Linked DNA regions of Homo sapiens: region 2 is linked to region 1. A link is a loop called in an ENCODE intact Hi-C map of the cell type or tissue named here. Cell type or tissue: PC-3. All regions are shown on one strand. Region 1 holds the start of P2RY1 (purinergic receptor P2Y1). Region 2 has its middle 100 kb from the start of P2RY1.

Region 1 (5,000 bases):
TGAAACATAACTGTGTAGTTAAATATGTTGAATGCAAAAGCAATGCTTACAAAGTTTGTTTATTTATTTATTTATTTATTTATTTATTTTGAGACGGAGTCTCACTCTGTCGCCCAGGCTGGAGTGCAGTGGCTCGATCTCAGCTCACTGCAAGCTCCGCCTTCTGTGTTCACACCATTCTTCTGCCTCAGCCTCCCGAGTAGCTGGGACTACAGGTGCCCGCCACCACACCCGGCTAATTTTTTGTATTTTTAGTACAGAGGGGGTTTCACCGTGTTAGCCAGGATGGTCTCCATCTCCTGACCTCGTGATCTGCCCACCTCGGCCTCCTAAAGTGTTGGGATTACAGGCGTGAGCCACAGCGCCCAGCCCAAAATTTATTTTTTAACATCATTTTTTAAAAAGTCTGTGGTGCACTTAAAACAACTATCCCCCAATTCCTAGTAAGGTGTCAGTTTTCTGCAAGTACTTAATGGTATCTGGACTAAGTGTACATTTCAAAACACTCACATTATGAGTTAATGCATTTGCAACAAACTTCTGAGTGAAGTCAGATATTGCCTAGGTTGCAAATAAAAAATGCAAAGGAGTGAGGACTTAAGACCTATTGAGTACCCCTGGAACCCTTAATGGTTTTCTTTGCTTCCTTTTCTCTCTTAATAGACAATCATCCCACCTAGGACCATACTAATCAAACAATACACAAATGTTTCATGTTAAGGCTCAGAATCATAGACTCATATAATCAGGAGATTGGAAGGAAACACAAAAAGTAAGACTTTTCAAGACAACCTCATTCACACTGTTTACTTGAATTATTTACTCTTGTTTTATTATTAATTTTTATGCTGTTCAATTGACTACAATTCAAAACCCAGTGTATTCATACCATGTGCTAAGATATGCTCCTTCCTATATGTGTTCCTCTAAAGAACCATCTGGATCTTGTGGGGGATATTTTCCTTTGTGGTATCAAAGCCAGGAGCTCGTGGTTTTCCTTTATTTTTTAAGGGAACACTATCATGTAGCATCTGGGACCAGAAAGAAATCTTGATGTTATATATTTTACAGATATTTTCTTTTTGGATTTTTTTTCCTCTAAGAGAAAAGCTTTTGTTAATGTGTCATGTAAAAATACATTAACTAGTAACTTGTCAAGAAGTGCTAGATTCCATTCTTGTGCGGGTCCATTTATATATGTTCCTGAACAGCTAATATTTCATTTAGTTTCCAATTAAACTTGCTCAAATACATTTTTGAAGTGCATTGCTTAAAATTTACATTCAAGGCAAGAAAACGAGTTTGTCAGTAAATGTAGTAATTAAGGAAGTCCCAAGTCTGTATTTTTAAGATACTAGAGGTAATTGTAACTAATCACTTTAACTTAAAGAAATAGAATTGGAAATACCCCCCTCCCCCCGCCACCCCCTACCAAAACCATACCTTAGTCACTTTGGAATTATAACCGTCTTTTACGTCTATCAATATAAATGTATTGCATTTGGCATTCAAATTACTTTCAAAGGGATAAATTTCGAATTTTTTTTTTTCATTGTAGCTTCTGATCTTTAAATGTACTGAACAGGAGGATTTGGGGAGCTTGTCTTGTCTGATAGGTGTTAAGTATCTATGACGACAAATTTGAGCTGAAGCAATGTGCAATATGGACTAGTAATATCTTCACAAGACTATTTTGGAAATTCTCACGTTGATGTTATTAATGACGTGGGTTTATTAGCATTTGGGTAATTAAGAAAAAACAGTACTAGAATTTAAAAAAAAGAAAAAAAAAGGTAAGAAGGGCGAAACAGAGTTCTCCACTCCTCTCCCAACCCTCATTCCTTTGGAGGCTCGCGCCCTCTTGGAATAGCAGGTTCCTGCATGTGCCAGAAATCCGGTCCCGGCAAAGCTAGACGCTCTGCAATGACAGGCGTTCCCAGCTAGGGACTCCTGGCTGCTTGGAGCTTGAAAACACCTGGCGTGGTTCTCGAGGGCCCTAGAGGCTCCTGCTACGGACTGGTCGGCTCTGGGGTTGTAGGCAGAAGGCTCTAAGCGGTCGGAAGGGTTTCCTGTGTGTCAGCAACTTCACTTTGCCGAGATAGCTGGCGGAAGAGGGAAGGAGCGCTCGCGGGCCAATCGCCTGCCAGCAGCCACCTTGGAGCGCACCCCTCTCCCTCGCCGCCGACTCCGGTAGCAGCGTGCCGGCAGAGGCTGAACACACTCGGCCTCGGCGGAGACCTGCTCCCCAGAAGACGCCTCCTGCTTCCCACTGCGCCCTGGAGGACGCGGGCTGGCTGCTGGGCGAGCTCGGCGGAGGCACGCCCCTCGCCTCCCCGCGGAGTGCGGACTCGCCCCGGTGCCCAAACTCCGCCCACCCTCTAGGGAGCTCCGCTCTCCCGCCTAACCCCGGCACTCCGGACAGAGCTGGGCCTGGGGAAGGGGTTCCTGAACTACGCGGACGCCGAACGGGACGCGCTGCAGAAGCGCACGAGTCTGCGGCCACGCGCGCTCCGATGGCTGCCAGGAGCTGAGCTCAGGGTGGGCGGAGGAAGCGGTTAGACGCCCCGAAACTGAGCTGCACGTTTCTAAGGTAGGGAGGAGGAAGATGCCCCCAATTAAGTTGATCTTTGAGCCAAGGAGGCTGGGGAGCAGCCTCCCCAAGCTAGAGCCCTGCAGAGCGAGTTTCCCTTGACCTCGCTGCGCCTCTGGCGCGCTCTGCAGCGCGGACCCGCGGCCCCTCGGGAAAGCGCAGTCGGAAAGTTATCCGCGGCGGTTCCCTGCGCGCCCTGTTGTGTAAGCTCGGCGTTGCCAGCGGACGGAGAAGTTGCTGGCTTGCCCGATAGCCCAGTTCGGTGGCGGCCCGGGGCGGATTTCATGGCCCGCGGCGAACGCGGGGCCAGAGCTGGCGTGGGCGAGCCCCTGCGCGCCCCCTCCCGCGGGGATCCAGTTCGCCTGCTCCCTTCCGCTCGCTGGCTTTTCCGATGCTTGCTGCGCCCCTGGCCGCCGCTGCCCTCTCGCCGCCTCCTACCCCTCGGAGCCGCCGCCTAAGTCGAGGAGGAGAGAATGACCGAGGTGCTGTGGCCGGCTGTCCCCAACGGGACGGACGCTGCCTTCCTGGCCGGTCCGGGTTCGTCCTGGGGGAACAGCACGGTCGCCTCCACTGCCGCCGTCTCCTCGTCGTTCAAATGCGCCTTGACCAAGACGGGCTTCCAGTTTTACTACCTGCCGGCTGTCTACATCTTGGTATTCATCATCGGCTTCCTGGGCAACAGCGTGGCCATCTGGATGTTCGTCTTCCACATGAAGCCCTGGAGCGGCATCTCCGTGTACATGTTCAATTTGGCTCTGGCCGACTTCTTGTACGTGCTGACTCTGCCAGCCCTGATCTTCTACTACTTCAATAAAACAGACTGGATCTTCGGGGATGCCATGTGTAAACTGCAGAGGTTCATCTTTCATGTGAACCTCTATGGCAGCATCTTGTTTCTGACATGCATCAGTGCCCACCGGTACAGCGGTGTGGTGTACCCCCTCAAGTCCCTGGGCCGGCTCAAAAAGAAGAATGCGATCTGTATCAGCGTGCTGGTGTGGCTCATTGTGGTGGTGGCGATCTCCCCCATCCTCTTCTACTCAGGTACCGGGGTCCGCAAAAACAAAACCATCACCTGTTACGACACCACCTCAGACGAGTACCTGCGAAGTTATTTCATCTACAGCATGTGCACGACCGTGGCCATGTTCTGTGTCCCCTTGGTGCTGATTCTGGGCTGTTACGGATTAATTGTGAGAGCTTTGATTTACAAAGATCTGGACAACTCTCCTCTGAGGAGAAAATCGATTTACCTGGTAATCATTGTACTGACTGTTTTTGCTGTGTCTTACATCCCTTTCCATGTGATGAAAACGATGAACTTGAGGGCCCGGCTTGATTTTCAGACCCCAGCAATGTGTGCTTTCAATGACAGGGTTTATGCCACGTATCAGGTGACAAGAGGTCTAGCAAGTCTCAACAGTTGTGTGGACCCCATTCTCTATTTCTTGGCGGGAGATACTTTCAGAAGGAGACTCTCCCGAGCCACAAGGAAAGCTTCTAGAAGAAGTGAGGCAAATTTGCAATCCAAGAGTGAAGACATGACCCTCAATATTTTACCTGAGTTCAAGCAGAATGGAGATACAAGCCTGTGAAGGCACAAGAATCTCCAAACACCTCTCTGTTGTAATATGGTAGGATGCTTAACAGAATCAAGTACTTTTCCCCTCTTTAACTTTCTAGTTTAGAAAAAAATCAAACCAAGAAAATAGTGAGTTAAAAAAATAATAGAAGTAGAAATGCCCACATCCACACTTAGCTTGTTTGGGTTTGCTTTCACAGTCTCTCTTCCTTCTGACTAGAAGTATGTATAATAAAACAATACTACCTAGTTAAACATTTACTTTCTCTTTTGCCTTTAAAATGTGCAGGCTTTTCTGTTTAAAGTGTGTGTGCACATGAGTACTGGGGCTGTTTTTGATATTAGTAATTTCTCTAAGAAAACTAGCCCCCTGCAACTTGAGTTTGTGGTTTATCTAGCCTTTATTGTTTTTTTAAAATCCACAGTAGGAATAAAAAATCTATATTCTCAGAAATATCTAGCATGGTATATAACAAAACACTAAACTCATCAGTTCATCCGGCATCAGATCAATGGATCTCTGAGCGGGGTGTTTTTTTCAGTGTCTTATAAGCATAGATGATAGTTGACTGAGTTTCTTTAGGGCATTGAATAGACAAGTAAAGCTAATGAATTTAAAAGCCTGAAAAGTGATTGTTTTCCAGTTATTTCTGGAAAAGGTCTCATTATATATTGGGTGCTAAATGTTTGATGGGGAAAGCCTGCATATATTATCGTACTGGTAAAATGCATTCAAAATAATTAAAGTGCATGTATTTTCCTTGTAAACACCATGAGCTCTCTTAGACATCTTGTGATAAAGAGCATTTACTTGCCCCACTGCTGTGC
Region 2 (5,000 bases), 100 kb after region 1:
AGTTACCCCCAAACCAGCTACACCTATACTCTTAACATCTCAGTAAATGGCAACTTCAAACTTTCATTGCCCAAGCTGAAAGCCTGATAGTAATTCTTCTTTCTTTCTCTCCCACCCTTAATCTCATGCACCAGAATCCTTGTTAGCTCTGCCTTCAAAACATATCTAGAATAATATTATTTGTTACCATCTCAACCAATCCCACCACAATCCAAATCAGCACCAACTCTCACCTGGATTATTCTAATAACAGGTACTACACTTCTAACTTTTCCTTCCTGCAGCCTTGTCTCAACACAAGCAGAGTGACACTGTTGAAATACTAAGTTAGATCATGTCACTCTTCTGTCAAACCCTCCTGGTGGCTTATTTCATGCATACTGAAGACCTAAATCAGTACAAGGACCTGAAGGACTGCATCTGTCTGATCCTATCACCTACTACCATACCCCTTGTTTGCTCTGACTCAGACATATACACCTTCCTATTCTTCAAAAACGCTGAGCTATTTCCACTTCAGAATCTTTGCAGTGGCTGTTTTCTCTATCTGTCTGTAATGCTCTTCTTCCAGATATCTATCTGTATGGCTCCTTCTCTTACCTCTTTAAGTCTTTGCTGAAATGTCACCTTCTCTATGAAGCCTACACTGTTCACCCTATTTAAATGAATCCCCTACTCCAGCAGTTCAAGTCTACTTACCATGCTTTATTTTTTATAGTACTAAATATCTTTTCACTATACTATATACTGTGTAATATAGTTATTTCTTACATTTATTTTCTGTCTTTCCATATTAGAATATAAGCTTTATGAGGTCAAGATACTGTCCTTATTGTTTTGTTCTCTGATGTATACACAGAACCTAAAAGAATGCCTGACCACTTTGAAGGCACTCCATAAACATTAGTTGAATGAATGCATGAATGAAAGGTATCGTAAAGAAAATATGGTAACACATGGATTCTTTTTTGCTGTGCAAATTTAAATAGCATTATGGAAAATCTTCTAAAAAGAATTTGACATCATTAGAGAACAGAATGATTCTGAAATGGAAACTCATATTGAATTCTATCCAGATGATTCAAATCTAATTACTTTTAAATTTTTGTCAATGATTTTCCAAATGGACTGTTTTCTCCATGCTACAATGCATTTCTTGAGTTAGAGTGTCACCTTAAGACGTAACTGTGGTACTTGTATTGCTGTTCTCAGGAATAGTAGCTAAATGGAAGGTCTCGAGAATCAGACTCCCTTGAAATCCTGACTCCTCCATTTCTTATCTATATGACTTGTGTCAGCTCCTTTAACCCCTAATTCTCAAATTTCTTAGTTATAAACATCAAAACTGGGGGGCTAATTTGGACCCTCCATTTAAGCAGTGGTTTTTGTTCTGATTACTCCCATCCTTAGGCAATACTGTAATCCTTTGAATTCTTTGTTAGGAATTGCCAGAGACAACCTGGATTTCTTTGGTTAATATTTGTTCATACTTCCAATGACCTGCTTGCAGAATTATGCAATGTTAGTATTTTTTATCTATTGATGTTTAAACTTGGAAATACCTAAATGATATTATTGGTACCAATCTGTCTAGTAAAGCTGGAGCACCAGTTTTTATGGGCAGACGTTAAATGTCATAATATGCCAGAAGCTCGTAGCAAGAAGACAGGAGGAGACCTTCAGGTGCAAGTATTCCCAGGTTAGAAGACCAGCTGACATCTTACTCCCTAATGCTTTTGGTGAAAGTGAGGTGTTAAACTGTGAATAGATTGTGGTGAAATGTTGTAATGAAGTGGGTATCTGGAATGATTTACATAAGTCACTGTCAAAGCATACATTCTTTGACAGAGTATACATCCTTTGATTTAGTAAAACTGCAGGGTAGCTCCCATTAGGTTATGGGATATATTATTGAAACCCTTTGAAGATTCTGCAAGTCAGACTTACCTTTATCTTCTATCCATTAGCCTAGGCACTTCACAGACCAAGTCTGCTGCCAGGTTATCAGAACCACATTAAGTAGCCAAATTCACCCTGAAAGATATCCATTGAACAAAACATTTCATATTATTACATTTGGATTGCCTTGAGTCAGCCTTAAGTTATTTTGTTTCTTAAGTTTATTTTTAGTTTACTCTTAGAAACTCACAGTTTTCTTTAAAATATATGTGAGGACATTTGTTACTATTTATTTCTTATTTTCTTTCACTACAATCCAGTTTCCATTCTTGTAAGTTCAAACTATTGTAAGTAATTGCTAACACTTTTTCAGGAATACCAGAATACTCTTAGATGACTTCTGACATTTTACCTCACAGAATATGACAAAGGGAAGAAAGTAAAATACACTATCTATTTGTTATTATTATCTTTATTATTGCATTCACTATCTGGGTTTAGTTGTTACATTTTAATTCCAGATATATTAGAACATTTTGCACAAATACAAAATGTAGAATATCTTTGAGCAGCTTGTATAACACTTGCACCCTCAATACTGTTTAATAGGTACTGAGAGGATCTTTGAAATAAACTTCATATTTATGCAGTAAAATATTGCATAGCTGACACTGTTTCTCCTAGCCTCTGCTACTGGGACTTTACGAGGTATCACATTTCCTTTAGCAAATTTTTCATAATGCCACTGAATATTACACAGTAAAGAGCTGACCCCATCTCTTTTCTGGTATGTTATGAGCCACTTTAAGCCTGTCAACTGCTAAACTACAATCCAATGCAAAACACTGCTGTTTGCCTATGGGCTACAATTTTTTCATTATCCAATTTTATCTGAAATCATTTGTATACAATAAGACAACTTCAGCTGCAGGGGATGGAAAGCAAAATACTTGAGCAGTTCAGATTAAAAAAATATTATTTTGATTCCCTCTGTGCCCCAATTTATGGCCACTAGAGGGGTCTCTATTAATCAGCACAGCCTTCTTCTCCTGACATCTATTTAATCCTTAAAATATTAGATCCAGATCTTCCTATGGCTTATTTTCCCCATTCAAGCCACATGGTTATATTTCATGCTTTGTAGATTGCTAGAAGGAAAAATAGCAACCTCAACCTCCTGTTGCTTAAATAATAAGACATTTACTAATGCATTAAAAAGAAACTTGTTTCAATATGTGGTAGACACACACACACATATATGTAATCAAATCAGCAGAAATGAGATCCCAATCTTTGATGTCATTGACAGCTGTCAGGATGTGGTATTACTTGCCATCATCCTTCTAATGGAGTCACAATCGAGAAGGTAAAAGTCTAAGTAGTGCTTTGATGATGAGGAAATGTGCTATATTAAACAGGACTTTTTCTTTTTTTTTCTTCTTTTTTTTAAAAATTTATTTATTTATTTTTATTGATCATTCTTGGGTGTTTCTCGCAGAGGGGGATTTGGCAGGGTCATAGGAAAATAGTGGAGGGAAGGTCAGCAGATAAACAAGTGAACAAAGGTCTCTGGTTTTCCTAGTCCACAGTGTTTGTGTCCCTGGGTACTTGAGATTAGGGAGTGGTGATGACTCTTAACGAGCATGCTGCCTCCAAGCATCTAAACAGGACTTTTTCTATGACAGGTAACCTAAAACCCAACCAAAATGACATAAGCACAAACTAAATTTTTGTATACTGTGATTACAAGTCCAGGAGTAAGGCTGGCTTCAGATGGGTCTTAACTCAGGGGCTCCAATGATGTTACTAAGGCCTAATTCTCTACATCTCTGAACTTGGCTGTCTATGCATTTTCTTCATTCTCAGCTAAGCTTTCCACTCTTGATTTCTAGTTGGCTACTGCAGCTCCAGAATGTATACTTTCTCAGCTTTGAGTCCCTAAATAGAACTTTTCTCTGCTATCACATACAAAAAATACCAGGCCTGCTCATTGCCCAAACTTAGTTGTAAGTAAATCCCCAAATCAATCACTCTGATCAAAAGGATGTTTTATGCTGCTTGACTTTGGCCAACCTAAGACCCAACCCTGAAGGTGAGAGAAAGAAAAACACCTAAAGCACAAAGCCTGAAATGTAGAATGGGTGTTTCCCCAAAGTGTGGGGTACCAAGAGATGACTGGGTACTTTACTAGGGCCCTGGATCCAGTAACTGCTACAGTTTCTTTTCTTGTTTCAGGTTTGTAATTTCTATAGAGTTGGTAAGTTCTTCCTTAATATGTCAATGGACCATTTAGTCAGTCGTCAGTCCAACACATCATCTATTACAAGCAAGAATAGAGCAATAAAGTGAGCAGAGAAGGCCGGGCATGGTGGCTCACACCTGTAATCCCAGCACTTTGGGAGGCCAAGGTGGGTGGACCACCTGAGGTCAGGAATTCAAGACCAGCCTGACCAATATGGTGAAACCCCATCTCTACTAAAAACACAAAAATTAGCCAGGTGTGGTGGCATGCACCTGTAGTCCCAGCTACTCAGGAGGCTGAGATAGGAGAATTGCTTGAACCCAGGAAGCGGAGGTTGCATTGAGCTGAGATCGTGCCACTGCACTCCAGCCTGGGTGACAGAGCAAGACTCTGTCTCAAAAAATAAAAAATAAACAAATAAGCAGAGAAATATGGGGTCAACTGATGCCCCAACAACATTTACTACTGGCAATAATTAAGCATGACAGAGAGTGAAGACTACCAATGAATTGAGGTTTTAAAAAAGTTCTTTATAGTTATCTGAGTCATCTTCATGCTATACCTTTGCCTGGAGAACCAAGATCATTTCCACGGTTACAAAGACTCACTTTTATAAAAGCAACTAAGGGTATATGAACCATCTTAGGATTTAATAATGGCCCACACCAAGCTTTTGTCTTTGTGTATGTGTAGACACTAAATGTGTGAAACACACCTCAATAATTACTATTATTCTTATAAAGTATTTTGCTCTATGACTATTTAGTGCTTCTCCACAATCTTTTTTGTGTTGAAATGTCAGTCACACTGCCAAATAAATTATTTAAAAATTACATCTAAGTTAAGATTTTAAAACACC

Evidence for each region. A loop is a pair of places that touch in the nucleus more often than their neighbours do. Peaks named below come from ENCODE experiments on the same cell type or tissue, not always from the same donor. Only the 100,000 strongest peaks of a DNase experiment are listed, where the experiment ranks them.
Region 2: it touches region 1 in a loop (2.4-fold over the local background); 2 of 110 quality-filtered maps call a loop at or near these places.

Annotation. Positions count from the first base shown.
Region 1 is chr3:152,832,720-152,837,719 of GRCh38, forward strand. P2RY1 (purinergic receptor P2Y1) reads left to right here and starts at 2,412. Exons shown (of 1, transcript NM_002563.5): 1 at 2,412-5,000. The coding sequence starts at 3,064. The coding sequence ends at 4,185. RefSeq lists silencers at 2,319-2,368, 3,081-3,375 and an enhancer at 2,549-2,648. In PC-3, CTCF peaks have their summits at 2,710 and 2,911; a DNase peak (open chromatin) is centred at 2,022; H3K4me3 peaks cover 2,038 bases; H3K27me3 peaks cover 3,682 bases.
Region 2 is chr3:152,936,262-152,941,261 of GRCh38, forward strand. No RefSeq gene overlaps it. Among named protein-coding and RNA genes, the nearest start is that of P2RY1, 100 kb to the left of the region's middle. In PC-3, CTCF peaks have their summits at 1,148 and 2,924 (motif pointing right); no DNase peak of the experiment used is centred here.